Linked DNA regions of Homo sapiens: all the other regions are linked to region 2. The links are chromatin loops, found by intact Hi-C in ENCODE. Cell type or tissue: PC-3. All regions are shown on one strand.

Region 1 (8,000 bases), 47 kb after region 2:
AATCACACACACTCATACACACACACACACACACACACACACCACACTCATGTACAAAGATTTTTCTGAAACATCATCTACGACACTAAACAAATGGGAAACAAACTGTATGCCAGCAATGGTTAGGTAAATTTAATGAGTAATTATTCAGGTGACAAAAATATGCTACCTTCAAAAATGATGTTTTCAAAGTTTTTTTTTCTTAATTGAAAAATAGGCAAAAGTATTTTATTTTTAGAGATGCACAGGTGGTAAAACTAGGAAGAAAAGCAAAGAAATAATTATCATAAAATGTCAAGACAATGATAACTTCAGATGAATGATGGGGTATATTTTCTTTTAAATATTTTCCATTAAAATGTTTTAAATTGTGATGAAATATACATAATATAAACTTTACCATCTTATCCATTTTTGAGTGTACAGTTTGCTAGTGTTAAGCACATCCATATTGTTGTGTAACAAATCACCAGAACTTTTTTTTTTTTTTTTTTTTGAGACAGAGTCTCCCTCTGTTGCCCAGGCTGGAGTGCAGTGGCACGATCTCGGCTCACTGCAACTTCCATCTCCCAGGTTCAAGCGATTCTCCTGCTTCAGCCTCCCAAGTAGCTGGGACTACAGGTGTGCGCAACCACACCTGGCTAATTTTTTGTATTTTTAGTAGAGATGGGTTTCACCATGTTGGCCAGGCTGGTCTTGAACTCCTGACCTCAAGTGATCTGCCCACCTCGGCCTCCCAAAGTGCTGCGATAACAGCTCTAAGCCACTGTACCCAGCCTCCAGAACCCTTTTCATTCTGTAAAATTAAAACACTATATCCATTAAACAATGCCCCATTTCCTCCTCTCTGTAGCCCCTGGCAACCACTATTCTACTTTCTGTCTCTAGGTCTTGACTACTCTATGTACTTTGTATTAGCAGAATCATATAGTATTTGTCTTTTTGTGATTGGCTTATTTCGCTTAGCATAATTTCTCCAAGATTCATCCATGTTGTGGCATATGTTGGAATTTCCTTCCTTTTCCAGGCTAAGTAATATTCTGGTGTATGTATATACCACATTTTGTTTATCCATTCATCATTCATCAATGGACACCTGAGCTGTTTCCATGTTTTAGCTATTGTGCATAATGCTGCTATGGAAACCTCTTTGAGACCCCACTCTCAAGTCTGTTGGGTATGTATTCAAAAGTGGAATTGTTGGATTAACATAGTAATTCTATTTTCAATTTTTTGAGGAAATATCATACTGTTTTCCACAGTAGCTGTATCACAAAGAGTTTGAAATAATAACAAATGCTCTCATGATACTATCGAGTGAAAAAAGGAAGGAAGCTATAACTTACATATACAGTATAGCCTTGACAAAGTTAAAAAAAAGCATAGGAAAAAAGATGAAGGAATTACATACAACTCTTAACCAATAATAGTGATTTATGGATTGTGGTAAGAATAGACTTTTACTCTCTTCCAAATTTTGTACTTGACTAATTTTCTATGATAAGCATATAGCAGCACACAACAATGAAGGGGAAAACGGTGAAAAAATTTTAGTAGGGCACATATTTATTTCTGGTTATCACATCCACTGCATGCATGCATTCATTCATTCATTTTCTTGAGACAGAGTCTTTCTCTGTTGCTCGGGTTGGAATGCAGTGGCATGATCTCAGCTCACTGAAACCTCCGCCTCCCAGGTTCAAGCGATTCTCATGCCTCAGCCTCCCAAGTAGTTGGGACTACAGGCGTGTGCCACCACTCAGCTAATTTTTTGTATTTTTAGTAGAGATTGGGTTTCACCATGTTGGCCAGGCTGGTCTCAAACTCCTGGCCTTATGTGATCCACCCACCTTGGCCTCCCAAAGTGCTAGGGTTACAGGCATGAGCCACCGCACCCAGCCCTGACTAGTCCATTTAGTTCACTAAGTTTACCAAAAGAAACACACATGCAATATATAAACATACACATACACACTTATTTTTTTCCTTTTATAACCAAAGAAGGAGAAACTAGATAGCCAAATTCACTTCTGAAAAGTTTAAGCCTAATATAATACTAATTACAACTCTTAGCCAAAGTAAATAAGCGATCTAGCTGGGACAGCTGAGCTGGAATCTGCAAGCAGCAAGGGTGGCAGGGCATGGGGCTCATGTCTGTAATCCCAGCTTACTTGGAAGACTCTGGTGGGAGGACTGCTTGAGCCCAGGAGTTCAAGTCCAGCATAGGCAACACAGCCAGACCTCATCTCTAAAACTAAAAAATAAATAAATAAATAAAAAACTTAAAAAAAAAAGTTTTTGTAATTAGCATGAGTGTCAGACTGGGTGATTCCTCTCTCATGATGCCCACTGCCATCCTTTCCAGGACAGCAGCAGATCCCTACTAGACGGCTACTCTCATTTCGTTTCTGGTCTAGGTCAGTTTAGTTTTCTTTCAGTAGTTAGTAAACTGCTTTAGACAGTAAACTGGATCAAGAAGGGAGGAGTGGAGGAAAACAGGAAGGAAAGGACTTGAAGGATTAATGAGCTGATTTCCATTAAGGCTTTGACATCCTGGAATGAAAAGCAGCCTGTAAGAGCAGAAGCCCAGTCCTTTCCTGAAGCCATGTTGCCAGCTGACCACTCATCACCAAAAATTCCCCAACAACTCCATGGCTATTGCTTAATCACCTCATATAAATCCCTATTAATCTTGCAAAGTCAAAACACAAATATAGGACAAAAGTCTTCATTTTATGTTCCCTCAATTTCAGAGTCAAAATTTAAAGACTGAATTGGTTATCCAATAGTGCCAATCAATTTTTTAAAAACTTTCTTTGAGAACAAAAGGACAAATACATATCCACTAGCATTTTTGTACTTATGGGACTGAAGAAACTCAGGCTAATGATCAAATAAATTAGGGAAGGAAAAGGGTGTCGGTGTTAAAATTTAAGGCAACATTTTTTTCTTTGCAAAAACATTAATTTTTCATAGCTTATATTCAAAAGATACAGAAAATCCTTAGTAGACTCAAAGGAACATTTATTTTTCTTTCATGTGTAAATTACCAGGGACATAAAAAAGCCTCTTCAGTAGTTGAATTTGGAATACTCTGCACTGTAATATCTTCATGGGAAAGGCAGGTGAGAAAGTAAAGACAGGGGTCTGTTCTGAGAAGGGACCGCTAGGACGAGAGGGGGTGTGTCTGAGCATGGAGTTAACTAGTATAGACAGACAACTCCCAGAACAAGAGGACCTCAGGGACAGGGCAGGCATGTGACACCGAGGCTTCATCACTTATACCCAGTTCTATAATTTGCTATTTAGGAACCTCAAAGTTATCCTGTCAATGATGTGGATAATATAGAAAAACTGATACATAGCTTTGGAATGCATTGTGCTGTCTGGCAGTATGTTTTCCTTCCAAACTCTATTTCAGGCTCTGAACACATTCTGATTAACACTTGTAAAAGTGTGCTGGGGAGCAAAAGGAAGCCTGGTGTTAGGAACCATTTACAGACCACCCACAAAGCGGAAAGTTCACACTTGGATAATAGAGAGTTGACTGTACTGGAAACAGAAAAGTGGCTGTCCTACATTCTGGGCAAGGAAGGTGGAAACCCAGTAAATTGCAGTGATTCATTCCTTTGTCTTCTAGAGCTGGAAAATCATGGAGAAAAATCAGAAGTGGGGTGGGGAGCAGAGGGAATGAGAATGGAAAGCCCAATTAGAAAACAGCAATAGGGACCACAGGACAGGTTTTAAAAGGCCAGGAGGACTTCCCTTCCTCTTAGCTGCAGAGGAAGCTGATGGCAGCTTTGTCAGCCATCTTCAGGCACTGCACAACATGAAGGTCCACTCAATGGCTGGCCTGCCGCTCCATCTCCTCCATCTCATCCAACAAGAGGTAATGGACTCAGGAAGCCAGTGGATAATGACTTTCTACGAGATGCATGAAGGAGTAGCAAGCTAAGGGGGCAGAAACTCCTTCCTTACAGCACTTTAAGAACTAGAGTGTTAGGATACTTGGGACAGTCCTGGCTAGAAGCAGGTTTCAGAGGATAATTTCTGGACAGCTCTGACTTCTTGATCCCCAGAAATAACAGGTAGGAAGAAGTGGCCTATTACCTGGCAAACAGCTGAGGGTACTGATGTGATATGTATCTTTGGGATGCTAAGAGCCACACAGAAGGCAAATGGTACTAGGCGTGGGTAAACACTTCATGGGTAAGCAACTCCTACTCTCTAAATAAAATGGAGAAAACAAGTTGGGTGCAGTGGCTCACATGCCTGTAATCCCAGCACTTTGGGAGGCCGACGCAGGTGGATCACCTGAGCTCAGGAGTTCGAGACCAGCCTGGGCAATCTGTTGAAACTCCTTCTCCACCAAAAAACCCCACAAAAATTAGCCAGGCATAGTGGCGTGTGCCTGTAGTCCCAGCTGCTCAGGGGACTGAGGCGGAGGGATCACTTCAGCCCCAGGAGGTCAAGGCTACAGTGAGCCGTGGTAGCGCCACTGCACTCTAACCTGGGTGACAGAGCATGACCCTGTCTAAAAAAAGGGAGAATAGACTAACAGACTAAAAATGAGAGGCTCCCAATAACTTTACCGGCATTTCAGACACAAGATAATTTCTCCATCAATATCCCTATCCAAAGCTATTAATGTTGAGACAATAATTGAGATACACACATCCACACATTGGGAAATCCACCGCTGGCTCCTTCACCAAAAGGTTTCTTACAGGAGCTTTCACTGTGTGGCCTGGGCATATTTCCTGAGCCCCATTCTCTGCCACTTGTGCCTTACACTTTAGGTTCCAGAGGGCTAACTTCCTTATGGTTCTGCAAACCTACAGTGCCGTTTCATATTGCTGTGTCTCTGCCTATGCCGTTACCTAAGCCTGGAATTCCCCTACCTGTGTTGGCCACTTGGCAAAATTCTGGCTCACTCTTGATGGCCAGTTTGATGTCAGCCCTCTCTCACCCCTCTTCTGGCGTAATGCTGTACCTACTACAGACATTTGTTATAATACTTAATATACCAGATGAAAATTATTTATACACGTCTTTCTCACTTCCTGGAAGTCCCTGGAGCCAGGACTAGCTCTTTTATATTTTTGTATCCCTATATCTCCTAACACAAAGGCTAGCAGGTAGCCTGTGCTCAACAATGCTTTGTTGAATTAAACTGATTTGAGAGCCTCACACAGCCCATTACTTGACTTGCCACAGAAGGTAAGAGCCCAACAAAAGTGACCAAAAGCACACTTTTTGAAAAATAAAAAAGAGAGGCTTCTACTTTAGACAGCCAATATACTTTTTTCTTTTTTTTTCAACTTGTTTGTTTCTCAAACTCTAAGCATCAGAAATTTATTTATTTTTGAAACAAGGTCTCACTCTGTCACCCAGTCTGGAGTGCAGTGGTGCAATCACAGCTCACTAGAGCCTTAAACTCCTGGGCCCAAACCATCCTCCTGCCTTAGCCTCCCAAGTAGTTGGGACTACAGGCATGCACCACCATACCTGGCTAATTTTTGTTGTTGTCGTTGTTTTGTAGAGATGGGGTCTCGTTATGTTGTCCAGGCTGTTCTTGAACTCCTGGGCTCAAGCAATCCTTCTGCCCTAGCCTCCCAAAGTGCTGGGATTACAGACATGAACCACCACACCCGGCCAATAAACTGACTCTTAATTAAATGCGTGTACTATGGCAGGAAAGGTAGTAACACTAACACATGCGCCTCTTCTGGAGCTACTCTGGTGGAACTTACAGAGGACCTACGGAGGGCCTTTGCAGTTAACACTATCCTACCACCACCAGAGTCCTGCAACACAGATTTTGAACATGGCATTACAGAGAGGACTCCCTGTATATTACATGAGAAATTCCTTTTACTCCTTCATCTTTCACACAGTAAATGTTCTAAGTTCCAGGATAAACTAACAATGGCAAGGATGAAAAATATGTTTCTATTCTTTTTTGCCTTGCTTATTCAAGCTACCTTACTACCCACCTAAGAAAGGCAACTTCCATCCCCTCTTGCTATTCACACCCTATCTGTCCCTCAGTGCCTGCTCAAGCCTACAGCAATCTCTAATCTCTGAGTTGCCACGGCACCTAAGAGTCTGTACCACATGATTTAGTCAATTACTGCCTTTCATTGTTATAATATCTAACACAGGACTGGGCACGCAGCAGGTTTCAACAAAAACAAGCTGATTGGTGGGCAGACAAAAAGCCATATTACATGCCCCTCAGTCACTTAGCAGTTTTAGAAAAATTGTCAAGAAAATATTTTTCTTTCTTTACCACAACCCAAAGTTCTAAAAGGATAAATACTCCAATAAGTTTAGAAAACTCATGCCAATGACTTTTAAAACTCCCCACAACTAGAAACAGCAATTCTCAAATGTATTCCTAACCCCTGATAACTCCTTGCTCATGTGGGATTTTAACATACCTCTTGGCCAGCCAGAGTTTGGCTTTGGTACAAACAGTGATGTCAGTCAGCTCGTGCTGGAAGTCTGAATTCGTTCCGTGTTTGGAGTCTGAGTAGGCTTGCAACAAATGAAAAACCTAAACCAAAAAAGAAAAAAAAATCCTGCTGTGAAAATATATTTTTCCTAAATGCTCAGTTCCTCCCTTTTAAGTTTCCTTAAAATGTTCCCCTCAAAGAAAACAGACACCTGCAGAATGTAGCTCTGGTCTCTTTGCAGAAAGGCATGTTGGTTTTGGAGGATGTAGCAGTGCCGAGAAACCCAAGTCCTTAATCCATACTTTGCTATGGGTTTCTCACACAATCCCCAAAACTGATGACTGTGGCCCAACAATCATCTGCCACAAGAGTTTATTAGTTACAAACAACCTATACACTGATTTCAGCAAAGAAATGCAAACATCTTTATGTTAGCTGTCGCACATGAAAATAAAATGTGCCTTTTAAAGTCAAAGTCTTAAATTTAAAGAAAAATACATTGTTTGAGAGTCTAAACTGGTTTACATGTCTGAGTTCATTAGAACAGTCGTGGCTAAAGAAGTAGGTCAAACTAATTCTTGCCTTAGCAAATACTGGGCAGTGATGTTTGTAACTATTTAGGGTTTTTTTTGTTTTTTTTTTTTAGCAGATCTTCCCTTCGATGTCAGGAGTGAATGCAGCAATGCAGACGTGCCCCACTTATACAAGGATACTCGTGTATATGCATGTATGCACGTATGTATGTACTGGATTCAGCAATGACATCCGCAAAGCCTCTGTGAGGAGTACAAATCTATAGCAGACAAAGAATAAGGACAAGGGCATAAATGAGATCTTTTGACCTTGGCTAGTGCCAAGGAGAGAAATGCAAGTCAAGAGAAATCCTTCAGTCTCCAGCCTCCTTATCTAAATCAAGAGGAAGAGGTGGGTGTGGCAAAGTAAGCATAGATAAACACACTAAGAACTCTGAAAGTCTATTTTAATAACATCTGTTTTCTTTCCCTATTATATCCTTCTCTAGAGCTGTGAATGATTCTTTCTGTGTAACCAGATTCAACGTTTTCCTCTCTTTCTCTCCTATCAACAATGGGCTGACAATAGTGAAATAATTGAGAGTTAGATACGGAAGGGGGTAATGAGAAACAGAAAAGGCCAGATAAAATCAATCCAGAGTCATCAGACCCTAAATGGGTAGACTGGCAGGTTTTACTGGGTCAGACGTCTGCAATCACCAACAACAAATACATGCCAAGCACCTTCTGTTTAGAGAATCAAAATAAATTTCTTCTAAACAGAAGTAACTGTACAGGAGAGTGCACACAAGTCCCAATGTGGAGACTGAAAATGCTTTGTCTAATAATGGATCTGTTATTTCAGAAGCAACAGATCAAATGTCATGCCTTCACCACACCCCCGCAGGGACCCAAACCACCCGACGTGGAGTCTGGAGCAATGGGTCTGGCTGGAGCTTCTGTTCTTATGTGGTGACTGCCAGAGGGAAAAAATACCTTCCTCAGCCTGAATCCCCACTGTCCTGAAAGA
Region 2 (8,000 bases):
ACTAGAGCATTTAATGTAATTATCTAACTTTCTCTCATTAGACTATAGCTCTAGTCTCTGTTCATCTCTGTATCTTCAGTACCTACACAGCAGTGCTAGGTTTATTGTAAGGGCTCAGGGTCCACAATGTTATGCCACCACCATCAGTGTGGCTGTGTGGAATCTGGATCTTCAGGTAATTTTCCTGTGGTATTGGCTGCCTTCTACTTGTGATTCTGTGAGGGTGCTATCTTGTATGCACCTAAGTAGCATGTATTTGTCTTAAGACATCTTCCCAGGAAGCTGTTTTTCTTACTTCGGTTCTATTTCACTACCAAAGGACATGTAAAACAGGTGGGGCGCATCTGGGCCTCCATCCAGAGCCAGCTGGGCCATGTTCTGGGGGAATATTTAAGCCTTAGCGATGTATTTGCATACTTAGTTCACTAGGTTGCAATCCTAAATACTTTTGGAATTGACATGCTTACTCCTCTTTAAATAAAGAGTCCAGCTAGAGAAATGGGGAAAAAACAAGGGGTTTGGGCATATGTGTTTTGGGGGGAAGGTTCTGTTATCCCTTTGAACTCTAATTAAAAAAATGCCTAAAACAGGCTGGGCGCAGTGGCCCACATCTGTAATCTCAGCACTTTGGGAGGCCGAGGCGGGTGGATCACCTGAGGTCAGGAGTTCGAGACCAGCCTGGACAACATGGTGAAACCCCGCCTCTACTAAAAATACAAAAAATTAGCCGGGCGTGCTGGCACAAGCCTGTAATCCCAGCTACTCAGGAGGCTGAGGCTGGAGAAGAATCGCTTGAACCTGGGAGGCAAAGGTAGCAGTGAGCCGAGATCGTGCCACTGCACTCCAGCCTGGGCAACAAGAGCAAAACTCCATCTCAAAAAAAAAAAAAAAAAAAAAAAAAAAATCCTAAAACAAGAGAAAAGAAAGGTGGTGTCCAAAGAAGTCTTTTGAAGTTATACTCGAATTGAAAAACCAGCACGAACAATATTTCTGTAGATGTTACATACACATATCACAGGGGTTCTGCCTGCTAAGACTGTTCACTTTTACTGACATCTTCTGAGTAAATGAGAACAAAAAATCCTAGGTCCCGGAACAAGATCAGAACCAGCCTTACCTCCACACATGTCTGCATGTGGTGGGAAATGACTTTGGAAGCAAGTCTCAGAGCTACACTCTGAATTTCAGATCTAGAAAAATAAACAAACAAAAAAACAACACAAAATTACAATCAGACATATTTCATACACCGGTTTTTGCAGATAGTCTGTAATCCATGCAGAGGTGAATACTGAAAATCTCTACCTCCTGGTTACAAAAATGCCTCCGGAAGCAATTACCTTTTGGTTATTAATGCAAATCACTGACATCATTCTATTGCTTGAGTTTAGAACTCTTAGGCTGAGGTTTAGAATGAAATACAGGACCTGAGACCTGAGGGCAGGATTGTGTGCAAGTTCATTACATAATGACTGATGGGACCATACATCTTACCAAGGTTGCACAGGAGGTTTTGGGGGCAAACCTTTCATTGGAAGCAATATCCATCGTCCAGATCAAGAACTCCTTTGGGGTCAGATGGACACAGTGCTCCGTCTGGGGAAGCCACTCACCAGGGTCCATGCAGTGGAGAATTTTCAGTATCTGTGTAAGCCAAATCCGCACACAAAAAAGAGAAATAAATACTCAGGGAGATGTCTCTAGATGTTACATGATAATCAATTGTATCAACAAGAGGTCTACCTTTCAAAAGGCTCCCACTGACTTCTTATTTCCCCCATAATACCTTTGGGAGACTGAGGCAGAGTGATGCAATGACTAACCAGAGGGCCTCTAGTGACTTGGGATGGGAGCCAGATGCCCTGATTTTAGGCCAGTGCCCTTTCCTTTTGATTATGCTTCCCAGGTGGCCAACTGCCCTGAAATAGCCATGTCAGCAAAGACTACCTCTGACACACTCTACAGTGAATTTTTAATGATCTGTTTCCTAAACATCCCAAAGTGGTTTGCTCTGTCTTTGGTTAATCTCTGCCATCAATACTCCTATCATCAAAAGCTTTTCTTGGTGCCCTACCAGGTATGACGCCATGCCAACCACCATAAAAAGAGAGTCCTTATCCACTGGCTGCCGAATCTACTTCCTATTGCCCCTGGAGAGCCTAAACCCAATCTTGCCTTCATGATCCTACCATTCCAGTGGCTCACAAAAGAATGTGGGGAGTGTAAAGGGCCAGTCAGTACGTTGGAGACTTTACCTTGCAGAAGCATTCTGGGTGATTTTCCTTCATGGCCAACAATAAGAACTTCTCTCCCATGTTGCACAGCAAGGGTGGCACGCCCTTCTCTCCAAGTCCAGAGGCTGCTGCTAAGAACTTTTCCAAGAGGGCTTCCAGTGTTAGTGAGCGCACTTCAGGGAAGGCAGATTCTAACAGCTGAGAGAAAGAGATGGGGACATTCGTCTCCCGCTCTCCACTCTTGGCTGCCGCGGCCCACACTGCAGCAATGGCTAGTCTGGTGAGGCTCTGGAGGTACTGGGGCAGGCCTGGCACCTTGAAGGCCCAAGGGAATCCCGTTATCAGCTCTGATCCTGAGATAATCCCTCTGACTTCCTCCCAGAAGCCAAGACTCTCCAGAACTAAGAAGCAAAAAAAGCAAAAGGGAAAGAGATAATCACTTTAAATTTCCACAAAAGGACATGAAAGAATGAAGACTGAATCCACTGCGTGAGGCCATCAGATGTCTCCCATAAGCAGATTTCAAACACTGTCATAAGTGAGTGGCCCTCTAAGGTTCAGACTTCTAGTCCACAACAATTTCCATTTAGGTAATGTATAATTTTTCCAACAGGGGCACAAAGGCATTACTATTAGAAAATGCGTTCCTGGCACCCCTCCTCAACATTCAATAAATACGAACTCAGTGACCTCTTATCACCGAGCCTCAAAGCTGACCATGAGAAGAGGACATCTAGTATAAACTTCCTTCAGGGGTGAAGCTCCCCTCTGTAACACCCTTTCCCAGAAGCTCTTGGTTGAACCCTACAGTACCCTGGAGCTCATGAGACAGCTTATTCCATTGTTAGTAGATCTAATTGTCAAAAAGTTCTTTTTGTGTTTCTACTCACTGGCCTAATGCTACATTTTGAGGCTCCCAATGACAGCTCTTTAGACATTTGATTACAATTCTTGTGTCCCCTCTGTCTTCTCCAGATGAAACATTCCTACTTCCTTCCTCAAATGATGGGGTCACTGTCTCTCATTATTCTAGCTGCTTTCCTGTGGACATGCCTCACCCTCTCTTAAAGGATGGCCAATAGGCTGGATCACAAATCTCCTGCATGGTTTGACCCGCAGGACTATTACTTTCTCTGTTCTGAACTGGAGTTGCATCACACTGTTGACTCATATGGAGCACAAAGTCAACTGAAACCACAGCCCTTCTTTTTTGACGTGGTCTACTGATGGTGGTGAGTCATCTTTCTCCCACTTTGTACTCAGTACTTAAGCCAAGATGTGTTTTCTTTGTTTATTTTAAGCCCAAGTATATCCCTGTTAAATTTTATCCTCCTGTTAAGTTTTATGGTCTACCTTTCATTTGCCGAGATCTTTTCATATTCTCAGTTCTGATTAAAAAAATAAAAAAACCAAAAACTTATTGCCTGCTTACTATGTGCTAGGAGCTAAATAAGATCACTGCCCTTAAGGAGTTTATAGTCAGTCTAGTTTGAGAAAGAGAAATGCATGAACACATAATTCCAATATAGTGGTACAAATGATAACCTAGGCCTCAAAGAGGAAGACAGGTGACAATGTGTTAGCACCACCAAAGGCAGGGGAACCAGCTGAGCAAAGGCTCAACAAAGGCATGAAACAGAACGGACCATGTGGGGAACTACAGGCCATCCCATAACACTGGAGCATAAAATTTGAGGTGGGAAAGGGCAGGAGATGAGGCTAGGGAAGAAATGTGGCTAGAGTACAGAAAGCCTCCTAGACAATGTGAAGCAGCTAGTTCTGTATGCAACGGAATGCCACTGGGGGGTTATTTTAAGCAGTAAGGTCAGGGGCCCATTTTCACTGAAGTGCTCTTATCGTTGAGGAGGCAATATTAGAGGCAGGGAGACCAGTTACAACACTACTGCACCGTAGTCCAGGAGAGAAATAAATGACGAGGGCCTTAAGTTCAGAAGGAATCAGGAGAAGGTGGGTTTAAGAAACGCTGAAGGTCTGAAGCCAAGGTGATCATTTAAAAAGGCAAAAAAGAAAGAAAAAAAAACACTGAAGGGATAAAACTGGCAGGACTAGGGAATGAGGGTGCGGACTAGGGTAGGAGTCTCGGGTACCTCCCAGCACCCAGTTCTTCACACATGTTCATCATCTAATAGAAATTGGGTAAACCAGCTGGGCGTGGTGGCTCATGCCTGTAATCCCAACATTTTGGGAGCCCAAGGTGGGAGGACTGCTTGAGCCCAGGAGTTTGAGACCAGCCTGGACAACACTGTGAAAATCTATTTCTACAAAAAATAAAAAGTCAGCTGGGTGGGGGATCACTTGAGCCCAGGAGGTTGAGGATGCAGTGAGCCAGGATGCTGACACTGCATTCCAGCCTGGGCGACAAAGTGAGACCCTATCTCAAAAACGCATACAAAGTAGTTGGCAAACTTCAATTTCACAGGAATGCCTAAATGCCCAAAATCAAATAATTACTAAAAATGTGGGCAAGCTGGAGGGTGGAGGCCTTTGGTGAGCAGGCTCCCTGCTGGCCCTTGCCTCAAACGCTCTTCCAGGCTCTCACTAATTCATTAACTAGCCCTCTTCGGTTTGAGTCATCCCCCACTTATGAATCCTCTTAATTGTATCATTCTGTCCATGAAGTTTTATCTACAAGAACTTATGACAGACTTCACCAAATGCCTTGCCAAAATTTAGATATTATATTCATAGCATTCTCTGATAAATCCTGACAACTGTACCCAAGATGTTAACAAGTTTATCCTGGATTGGCTTACCAGACAGCATTTAAGTGATACGCATTTATAGCTAATAAAACACCGTTTATATTTATCATCTCATTATAACTCAGAGAACTCTGCTGACTTCTAGAAAACTAACATAAACATAATGCATATGTAAAACATTCAGGTAACAGAAAAATTTATTTGAAATTGAAAATTTGCATAGACTTGCAATAATTCGAGATTTAAAAATATAGAGTATTTATGTAACACATCAAATTGTTTCAAAGTCTGTCACAGGGGGCAAAATGGGGACTGGACTTGGGCTCCAACATGATGGGACCCCAGGGAGGCCACCATCTGGGGCTGCAGACAAACCTCTACTGTTTTTTTTTTTTTTTTTTTGAGATGGAGTCTCGCTCTGTCGCCCAGGCAGGAGTGCAGTGGTGCGATCTCGGCTCACTGCAACCTCCACCTCCAGGGTTCAAGTGATTCTCCTGCCTCAGCCTCCTGAGTAGCTGGGATTACAGGAGCATGCCACCACGCCTGGCTAATTTTTGTATATTTAGTAGAGACAGGGTTTTGCCATGCTGGACAGGCTGGTTTCGAACTCCTGACCTCGTGATCTGCTCGCCTCAGCCTCCCAAAGTGCTGGGATTACAGCGTGAGCCACCGTGCCCGGCCATACCGCTACTCTTAACTCAGACACTGCAGAATTCCCAGCTCACCAGGAGGCATCTTTTTATTTTTTTATTTTTTTGGAGACAGAATCTCCCTCGGTCACCCAGGCTGGAGTGCAGTGGCACAATATTGGCTCACTGCAACCTTCGCCTCCCCGGTACAAGTAATTCTCCTGTCTCAGCCTCCAGAGTAGCTGGAAATACAGGCACACGCCACCACACCCAGCTAATTTTTGTATTTTTAGTAGAGACAGGGTTTCACCATGTTGCCCAGGCTGGTCTCAAACTCCTGACCTCAGGTGATCTGCCCGCCTCGGCCTCCCAAAGTGCTGGGATTACAGGTGGGAGCCACTGAGCCCAGCCAGGCAGTATCTTTATAAAGCAGTGGGGGAAACCCTGGGCAGCTGGGATCTTCAACCTCTGTGTCATCTCTGTTTCAATGTCTAAAAACCGAATCTCATAACAATCTAATAATAATAAGAGCACAGTACTATCATCTCCAGGTACCATTTCCCTATCCTTCCTACCCACTGCTGCTAGAGGACAGCATTACATTCAAAAGGAATTTCATTTATTTGGCACAGTCAGAAATATGGCTCAGAAATCTGCTCTTAAAATTGTAATTAACGGCCGCCCGGGAGGCAGCGGCTGGAGGAGCGGACGGGCCCCGCGGGGCCCGAGGGCAAGGAGCAGCCGCCTGCCTTGGCCTCCCAAAGTGCCGAGATTGCAGCCTCTGCCCGGCCGCCACCCCGTCTGGGAAGTGAGGAGTGTCTCTGCCTGGCCGCCCATCGTCTGGGATGTGAGGAGCCCCTCTGCCTGGCTGCCCAGTCTGGAAAGTGAGGAGCGTCTCCGCCCGGCCGCCATCCCATCTAGGAAGTGAGGAGCGCCTCTTCCCAGCCGCCATCACATCTAGGAAGTGAGGAGCGTCTCTGCCCGGCCGCCCATCGTCTGAGATGTGGGGAGCGCCTCTGCCCCGCCGCCCCATCTGGGATGTGAGGAGCGCCTCTGCCCGGCCGAGACCCCGTCTGGGAGGTGAGGAGCGTCTCTGCCCGGCCACCCCGTCTGAGAAGTGAGGAGACCCTCTGCCTGGCAACCACCCCGTCTGAGAAGTGAGGAGCCCCTCCGCCCGGCAGCTGCCCCGTCTGAGAAGTGAGGAGCCTCTCTGCCCGGCAGCCACCCCATCTGGGAAGTGAGGAGCGTCTCCGCCCGGCAGCCACCCCGTCCGGGAGGGAGGTGGGGGGGGGTCAGCCCCCCGCCCGGCCAGCCGCCCCATCCGGGAGGGAGGTGGGCGGTCAGCCCCCCCGCCCGGCCAGCCGTGCCGTCCGGGAGGGAGGTGGGGGGGTCAGCCCCCCGCCTGGCCAGCCGTGCCGTCCGGGAGGGAGGTGGGGGGGTCAGCCCCCCGCCCGGCCAGCCCCCCCGTCCGGGAGGTGAGGGGCGCCTCTGCCCAGCCACCCCTACTGGGAAGTGAGGAGCCCCTCAGCCCGGCCAGCCACCCCGTCCGGGAGGGAGGTGGGGGGGTCGGCCCCCCGCCCGGCCAGCCGCCCCGTCCGGGAGGGAGGTGGGGGGGTCGGCCCCCCGCCCGGCCAGCCGCCCCGTCCGGGAGGGAGGTGGGGGGGGATCAGCCCCCCCGCCCGGCCAGCCGCCCCGTCCGGGAGGTGAGGGGCGCCTCTGCCCGGCCGCCCCTACTGGGAAGTGAGGAGCCCCTCTGCCCGGCCAGCCGCCATCCGGGAGGGAGGTGGGGGGGTCAGCCCCCCGCCCGGCCAGCCGCCCCGTCCGGGAGGGAGTGTGGGGGGGGTCAGCCCCCCGGCCCGGCCAGCCGCCCCGGCCGCCCCTACTGGGAAGTGAGGAGCCCCTCTGCCCGGCCACCACCCCGTCTGGGAGGTGTGCCCAACAGCTCATTGAGAACGGGCCAGGATGACAATGGCGGCTTTGTGGAATAGAAAGGCGGGAAAGGTGGGGAAAAGATTGAGAAATCGGATGGTTGCCGTGTCTGTGTAGAAAGAAGTAGACATGGGAGACTTTTCATTTTGTTCTGCACTAAGAAAAATTCCTCTGCCTTGGGATCCTGTTGATCTGTGACCTTACCCCCAACCCTGTGCTCTCTGAAACATGTGCTGTGTCCACTCAGGGTTAAATGGATTAAGGGCGGTGCAAGATGTGCTTTGTTAAACAGATGCTTGAAGGCAGCATGCTCGTTAAGAGTCATCACCACTCCCTAATCTCAAGTAATCAGGGACACAAACACTGCGGAAGGCCGCAGGGTCCTCTGCCTAGGAAAACCAGAGACCTTTGTTCACTTGTTTATCTGCTGACCTTCCCTCCACTGTTGTCCCATGACCCTGCCAAATCCCCCTCTGTGAGAAACA
Region 3 (8,000 bases), 77 kb after region 2:
AGTCTCTCTACTGTTATGTTGGAGAGAAAAAAGCCCACAGACCAAAATCCTAGGCAAAGTTTAATTTTTAAAAACACTTTCTGGCCAGGAGCGGTGGCTCACGCCTGTAATCCCAGCACTTCGGGAGGCCAAGGTGGGTGGATCACGAGGTCAAGAGATCGAGACCATCCTGGCCAATATGGTGAAACCCTGTCTCTACTAAAAATACAAAAAATTAGCCAGGCGTGGTGGCAAGCACCTGTAATCCCAGCTACTTGGGAGGCTGAGGCAGGAGAATCACTTGAACCCGGGACGCAGAGGTTGCAGTGAGCCGAGATCACGCCATTGCACTCCAGCCTGGGCAAAAAGAGCAAAACTCTATCTCACAAAAACAAACAAACAAAGAAACAAACAAACAAAAACACCTTTCTCCATTGCAGACTACTTTAAAAAGTAGGCTTACCAGAAAAGATATGGTTAAGATGTGGATAATAATTATCAGTGTGTCATCTATCAGTCATCTTAAGGAGGTACAAAAGTTCATTTTATATCATATACTTGTGCTGAACCATCAACTTTACTTGCCATACAAATCTAGTTTCTCTTTGCTCAAAGCTAAAAGCCCTCTCAACATCGTTAGCCCCTTATCTTCATCATCTCCACTCCATACCACTTTGTTTTGAAAGAGGGTCTTGCTCTGTCGCCCGGGCTGGAGTGCAGTGGTGTGATCATAGCTCACTGCAGCCTTGATCTCCTGGACTCAAGTGATCCTCCCACCTCAGCCTCCCCAGTAGCTGGAACTGCAGGTGTGTGCCAGCCACCATGTCCGGCTATTTTTTTTTTTTGTGGAGACAGGGTCTCACTATGTTTCCCAGGTTGGTCTGGAACTCCTGGCCTCAAGTGATCCTCTTGTCTCAGGCTCCCAAAGTGCTGCTGGGGTTAAAGGCATGAGTCACTGTGCTCGGCCCACAGCACTTTTTAAATCTGTTGATAACTTCCTTTTAATTTACCTATACTGAAACCCACTTAAAATTTAACAATTAGACTCACCACCTCAACTCAAACATAGTTTTTTCTCTTCTCCAGTCCCCCAACATCTATCCAACCTAACATCACAAGTTAGAAAACCTACTGGCTCAAATTCTCTGACTTTTTTCTCTAGTTCACTGTCTATAGCAATGACACCTCTCCTAACACTAGCTTTCAAGCTGTAAAACTGAAGTAGTACCACCACCCTGCCCCTATCTTTTAGGATGAGGATGTCATGAGGCCCAAGAGTTTACACATACTGCTGACCTACTTGATCTTCATAAGATGTATCACGTGCAACTAAAATTATTATTGTTATCTCTGCCCTCGTTTCCCACAACTCTTACTTCATGCCCCTTGATCTTGACCACCAAACATTGTTACTAAATTGCTCAGTCTCCTGCTTCCTTCAGTCCTGCCTTTGAGCAGTCTTGGAAGAGTCTCCCGTTGTGTCTGCCAAGCTAATACCATGAGCTATTTCAAATGTGTCCTCCTTACTCATGTCTTCCTGCCCACTTCTCCACATGAATGACCAGGATCACCCTTCCTAGAGTGGAACAAGTGATAAAATGAAATCCAGAACACCTTTTGTCCATTAAATATTTGAGCTTAGAAATTTCAGGGTTTTCTTAGTGCTCTTCATGGTCCTTTAATCTCAAAAGCAGATTACTTTGTGACATATAATATCTATCACTTGGGGGATACACCTTCTTATCCTTTAGATCTAAAAACAATAACTTATCTCTTATATTAACTAGGTTTTGTACATTACGTCCCTCTCTTCCACACTTAAACCAGTATTTTTCAAGTTTGTCTGATCACAAGAATCAGTTAGGTTGCTCATTAAGAAGGCAGATTCTGAGGTCCTACCTCAGGCCTTCATGACCAAAATCTCCAGGACAGGCACTTGGGAATCCATATCCTCATCAGTGCCCCAAGTTACTCTCATGTCAGGTAAAGCTGGGAAACACTGACAGCCTATAAAATCTTCCTGTTTTTGTCAGTGTCCTAACAACCAGAGATCTGAAGACATATAGCCAAATGACTTAACTCTTTAGAATTTAGTCATGAAATTTCTACATCCTCCAGCCATGCTGTGAGTATGGACTGAAAATTAATTTGGACTTAAAATTAACACTATGTGATTCTTGTACTCCAATGTTTCTACTTCAGGTTTGTTGGTTGTGTCTCCCCAACCATGCTGTAAGATCCCAGTGAAGAATTTATACTGCTTTACATCCATTCAGTGCTTAATTAGCACAGTACTGAGCATTTAATTGAAACTCAATGAAAACCTTACTGATTAATCAGTAAAGCCACCACTCAGTTCAAAAAAACTCCACGTCTTAAAGCCTACCTGAATAGCACTGAATCCTTCCCACACCATCAGTTAATGAGGAGAATGAGAATGCAAACTTAGGGTTTGCCTCTTGGCCTGAAAGAGCAAAGCAATTATTTGGCGATTTGGCCAGATTTCTAGAAACTTTTGTTATACTTTGACTGCCTAGATTTCTCATAATAGAGTCAACTTCCTTTCATCCCTCATGGATTACTGCTTTGACCCTGTGTTCTTTCCACCATCATGCTGGAGAGATCTCAGAGTTAATGATTTGCATCTGATAGTGCACCATAAAAATTCAAGTGGCAGGCCGCTTTCGGGAAAGGACATACAGCAACACCGTTCTCACAAACAAACAGAAGTTTCATGTTGAACACTGCAAATGTTCAAGGATGCTTATTTGAAAACATTTGAAACATAAAGATCATTCTAGATTAAAATATAAATTATATAAAACAGAATGGAATATAGGCCCCTTTCTAAAACAGTGGAAGATCATCACTTATATAATATCCAAAAAAATAAAGTTAAGCAAATGATAGGAAGCTAATTTACTCAAGAAGTTAATACTGAACACAAAAGTTTCAACAAGGGTGTATCACAGCTATGTTCAATATTACATTTTTCTAAAGGATGAAACTACTCTCTGTGAAATAAAAAGCTTCAAATGTAAGTAATGAATGGTCTGAATAATGAGATTCATCCCTGAAACTCAGTAGATTTCAAAATCAATGCACAGGGGCAAGGCTATTTATAAACTCTACTTCCCATCAACCTCAGCAAGATGTCAACTAACAATAACAAGTTAATGTTTTCCAGTAATCTTCACTGTGCTATTTAATTGCCAGCACTCAGGCCAAGGTAAACTCCACAGTAACAAAAGAGCTAACATCACAATCAAAGAACAAGATTAATGAATATTACATTTCTGCTTTGAAGTGAACACTGAAAAACATGCCCACAACATTTTCTTTTTCAGCCTCTGGAGTTTGAGTTGTGCCAAATAATTAACATAGTAACTTGAAGGTAGATTTTTATATTTATTCTATTTTTAATTAACCATAAGCTTCAGTCCTTGGGGAACCTTTTTAGATAAAGAATATCCTCTTCATAGTACTATGAAGTATATAATTCCTTAAATTATCAAATATAATTCTTAAACTCTGACCACCACTCCTAATGCAAAAATTTTTTAAAAGTAGCAATACAACTTGAAGTTCCAAATCTGAAATGTATAGCTTGATGAGTTTTTACATATGTCTAATGACATATTATAACATTCTTTTGCAATGGTGGTTAAATGGTAGAATTTCTACACTGATTAGAATGTTAATAGTAGATACTGATTTTTCATAATATAAGAAAGAGCAATGCTCAGTTTTTGTTGAGAGGGGAATGAACTTTCACAAGTAAATTGTCTCTTTATGTTAAACAATATTCAGTAAGAAAGTGCTCTTATAAAAATAAAGACAAAGAAAAAAAACAAAACATGCATTCTTTTCTTTTTCACAAAGGGGAGAGATCACTGACTTGATTTTCAAACTCTTTGATTCTTTTGTTAACTCACCCCTGAATGCATCAACTCCTTGGCAAACAAAATAAATTAAACCTTCACAGTTTCTTCAACTAAAACTATTTTGCTGTCCATGGACTGAATTACTTTGGTCTGTTTGCCAAACCTCCACACGCAATTTGGCCACTTAATTGCTTAGAGGGTCCGCTATTTCCCTTTTCTGGTGCACTAAAAAAAAAAATCACTTGCCATTTTAGCAGCTAGGTTTATGTGCTAACTTTCCCCACTGTTTAAATATCTACTCCCCAAGTCAGTGATGGATTATAAAACCCAGGCCCCAGGATATTCACCTCATGCTGGATTTCTGATGGTTGGGATAACTCGTTCCTGGGCGTTGAGTTTTTGTCATCATTCATCCAAACATATTCTCCCATCTTTGGGCTGCCTGTTGTCACCTCCTCACAATATAAACTTCTTTCTTAGTAGTCTCCAAAGACTGTGTGGTCAGCTAAACAATTTTTAAACATCAGTGGCAAATGTCTAAGAACGTGCATACAACAAACTAACTGGGAAAAGACTAATCTGAACACACGAGAAATCTATTCAAACAAAAAATAAGTTTTAAAGAGCTGCTAGTTTTATTACTTAAATATGATGAGTAATGTGAACTAAAACACACAAGTACTGTTTCTGTTCTGAACCTGATACATTCAGAGGACACATTAATAATAAACATCACGGAGGAAGGTACATTTTTGTAGTACATGTGTCAGAATTACACAAATAAAACAAAACCCTAAAATAGTGAAATTCAAATTAATGAGATTTCTTCTTTATTCTAGAAAAATCTCACTCTTTTTTAATGATGAAGTGACAGGTGAAGTGGCCATTAAACTTGGAGTTCTAGGGTCAGGAGTTTCTAACCCCTCTGGGAACTTTGCATTGCAGAGTGTGAAGGTCCTCAAATCCCCACCCACTCAACACAGCCAACAGAGGGGGTTTCTACAACATGAGTTTTCTTGTTCTGCTATGCAGCATGCCTGTTTCATGTCACCAAAAAGGAAACAGGCCATATAAACTGCATTTCAAAGTGGCTCGACTTCCATTGTGACAAGTGTAGAGCATTAGTCTAATAAGTATTTATTTATTTTTTGAGACAGATTCTCACTCTGTCACTTAGGCTACAGTGCAGTGGCGCGGTCTCAATCTCCGCAGTAGCTGGGGTTACAGGTGTGCGCCACCACACCTTCGCTAATTTTTTGTATCTTTAGTAGAGACGAGGTTTCACTATGTTAGCCAGGCTGCTCTTGGACTCCTGGCCTCAAGTGATCTGCCCAAAGTGCAGGGATTACAGGCATGAGCCACCACGCCCAGCCAAGTCTAGTAAGTATTTAAACTCTCCATTGGAATACCCCCCCAAAAAACTTATTTCTAATGCTACCAATAGGAAAACAAAGAGGAAAAAAAGAAAAGAAAATACTATCACCATCACACCCTTTGAATTACTCAAAAACAGCATTACTCTTATTCATTCATTTAACAAACATGTATTGGGTGTTTAAGGTTAAATGTTAGGGGAGTGTACAAAATAATGACAAGTTTACATGTTTATTTAAAATACAATATATAACACACAGTTTAAATCATAAATGATGTTCAAGAATTAAAACAAAAAGCCCAACATTTTCACTATCTCTATGAAAACTGTCAACTTTAAAAGACTACTAGAACTGCTTATTCTCTTGATGCAAGTTATTATTGGCATCCAATAATTTCTATTTTCTGTCTAAAATAATTTGTGTTAGTACATGACTAGGTTCTCTTAAGGAAAAAAATTAATAGCTTGTAATAAATCTCAGTTGTTAACTTTTTTTTTTTTGAGACAGGGTCTCACTCTGTCTCCCAGGCTTGGAGTACAGTGGCACGATTTTGGCTCACTGCAACCTCCACCTCCCGGGTTCAAGCGATTCTCCTACCTCAGCCTCCCAAGTAGCTGGGATTACAGGTGCACACCATCAGGCCTGGCTAATTTTTGTATTTTTAGTAGAGATGGGGTTTCACCATGTTGGCCAGGCTGGTCTCGAACTCCTTGGCCTCATGTGATCTGTCCACCTCGGCCTCCCAAAGTGCTAGGATTACAGGCATGAGCCAATGAGCCTGCCCAAGTCTAATAAGTATTTAAACTCTCTATTGGAATACACCAGGAAAACTCATTTCTAATATTACCAACAGATGTTCTTTGTATTGATCACAACATCTTTCTAGTTCCCTTATTAATTAATGAGTTAAATAAAATCTTACATGCATGTTCATTTTATATTTGCCTGAGAGTGATTTTACCTTTATGAAATTATACTTTAACAATGTCAGTTTTCCCCAAATTGCTTGACAGATGCAACACAATCTCAATCAAAAAACATTTCATTGATCCTTACTATTTATTGTTGCACATCAATTTTGGAATTTTGGAATTACACTATCAAGTGAAAGTTTAAAAAGTTAAAATTTTTATTGGACATGCATTAAGCCTATGTTTGGAGAAAACTGACATCTTTATAATATTCAGCCCAATCAAAAACATGTAATATTCTTGGGGAAAGCCCAAGAGAATCAACGGAAAACATATTAGTGCACAAAAGATCTTTACAAATAATACAGCAAATGAGAGTTAGGTGACACGGTACAGTATGGTACTGAAGTTAGGAATACAGGTTCTGAACTCTGGATCTGCCACTTTCTAGCTATATGAGCCTCAGTTTCTTCACTGTAAAATAGTATTCACTTTCTAGAACCGTTATGAGGATTCAATCAGCAAATATATGTAAGTGCATCTAAGTGTTTGACCCAGAGTTAGTGCAATAGAAGTGAGGACTAATAGTATTATTACAAAGCAAATATACAGAAGTCAATCATTTTCAAAAGTAAAATAGCACTATCAAAAGATATAACCAATAAAAGTACCCACTGATAACAGCAATAAGAAATATTTTTAAAATGCATTCTATACGAAGGAACCTTTAAAATGTAATGCTGTTGATGACATATAAGGATACAAACAAATGGAATGGCATAAACCACTAAATAACACATAATTAAATATGTTATATATAGTTAATAAGTTAACATATTAGTTTAGTGTGATCCTAATTTTAAAAATGACAATAAAAGGTAGGCGACTATACAAATTGATTTAAAGTTCATAAAATATTGAAAAAATAATACTGAAGGGGAATTAGTCTACACCAAATTGTAAAACACATATTGTAAAGCTACTATGAGCAACTGGTGTATGAATAAACAAATTGTTCAAAGGAAAAGACCAAAAATCTGGAAAATAAGAGCAACTATATACTGAAACTCAGTGTATGACAAAGACAGCTTTCAGTCTGGGGAGGTAAGATTTATTTTCTAATAAATGGTCGTGGACCAAAAAGAAAAAAAAAACCAGAAAAACTATGCAAATGATAGTTACCATTTATTAAGAAACTATATCATGCCAGCCACTATACTGGGAATTTGTACATGTAACATCTCTATTCCTTACAGCATCGTTGCCAATTATGCGTTATTATTTTGCAGATGGGTAAGCTTCAGTTCAGAGTTTAAGTGACTTGCCCTAGCAAGTATCTAGAAAATGGGGAAAGAGAATATCAAGTCCAGGACTGTCTGCCTGGATCCAAAACTTCTTTCTATTATATCATCCTCTAGCCACCACATAATCCAGTTTGTCAATGAAACTATCAATGGAGCAATAAACACTGCAAGATCACAAACTGTATACCAAGTAGGAATGAAGTAAGTATAATATAACACAGTATTTTCTCTCTATTCTTCTTAATTTTAAAATGATAAGTATACTTGGGGTCCCTGTCTGATTTATACTTCATCATTGTAGCTTCTTAGCTTTTCAATTACTGGATGACATCTAAGATGAATGCACCTTACACAAAATTCTTTCCAAAAGAGTAGCGTTAAAGTGAAGCTAGCATGCACTTCAAAATAATTTTACACAGAGGAAAATTTTGTAAATGTTTTCTTTTTCTAAATACAAGGTCACAATTTTAGGAAACTGAAAAATCTGTAGGCCAAAAGAATATAACGCTGGTTATTCTGACTTTCCTCTGCTGGGCAGTAAACCTC

Evidence for each region. Peaks named below come from ENCODE experiments on the same cell type or tissue, not always from the same donor. Only the 100,000 strongest peaks of a DNase experiment are listed, where the experiment ranks them.
Region 1: a loop joins it to region 2, with 2.7 times the contacts of the local background. A loop is called at or near these places in 4 of 110 quality-filtered maps.
Region 3: a loop joins it to region 2, with 3 times the contacts of the local background. A loop is called at or near these places in 2 of 110 quality-filtered maps.

The regions. Positions count from the first base shown.
Region 1 is chr2:43,337,679-43,345,678 of GRCh38, forward strand. THADA (THADA armadillo repeat containing) reads right to left here. Exons shown (of 38, transcript NM_022065.5): 30 at 6,444-6,559. Among named protein-coding and RNA genes, the nearest start is that of LINC01126, 110 kb to the left of the region's middle. In PC-3, no CTCF peak of the experiment used is centred here; a DNase peak (open chromatin) is centred at 3,463; H3K27ac peaks cover 1,238 bases.
Region 2 is chr2:43,290,579-43,298,578 of GRCh38, forward strand. It overlaps THADA (THADA armadillo repeat containing), which reads right to left. Exons shown (of 38, transcript NM_022065.5): 32 at 2,256-2,635; 33 at 1,526-1,644; 34 at 1,118-1,190. Among named protein-coding and RNA genes, the nearest start is that of LINC01126, 67 kb to the left of the region's middle. RefSeq lists enhancers at 2,256-3,455, 6,554-7,055 and a silencer at 2,732-3,026. In PC-3, no CTCF peak of the experiment used is centred here; a DNase peak (open chromatin) is centred at 3,423; H3K27ac peaks cover 1,167 bases.
Region 3 is chr2:43,367,755-43,375,754 of GRCh38, forward strand. All of the region lies in intron 29 of THADA (THADA armadillo repeat containing), which reads right to left. Among named protein-coding and RNA genes, the nearest start is that of LINC01126, 140 kb to the left of the region's middle. In PC-3, no CTCF peak of the experiment used is centred here; no DNase peak of the experiment used is centred here.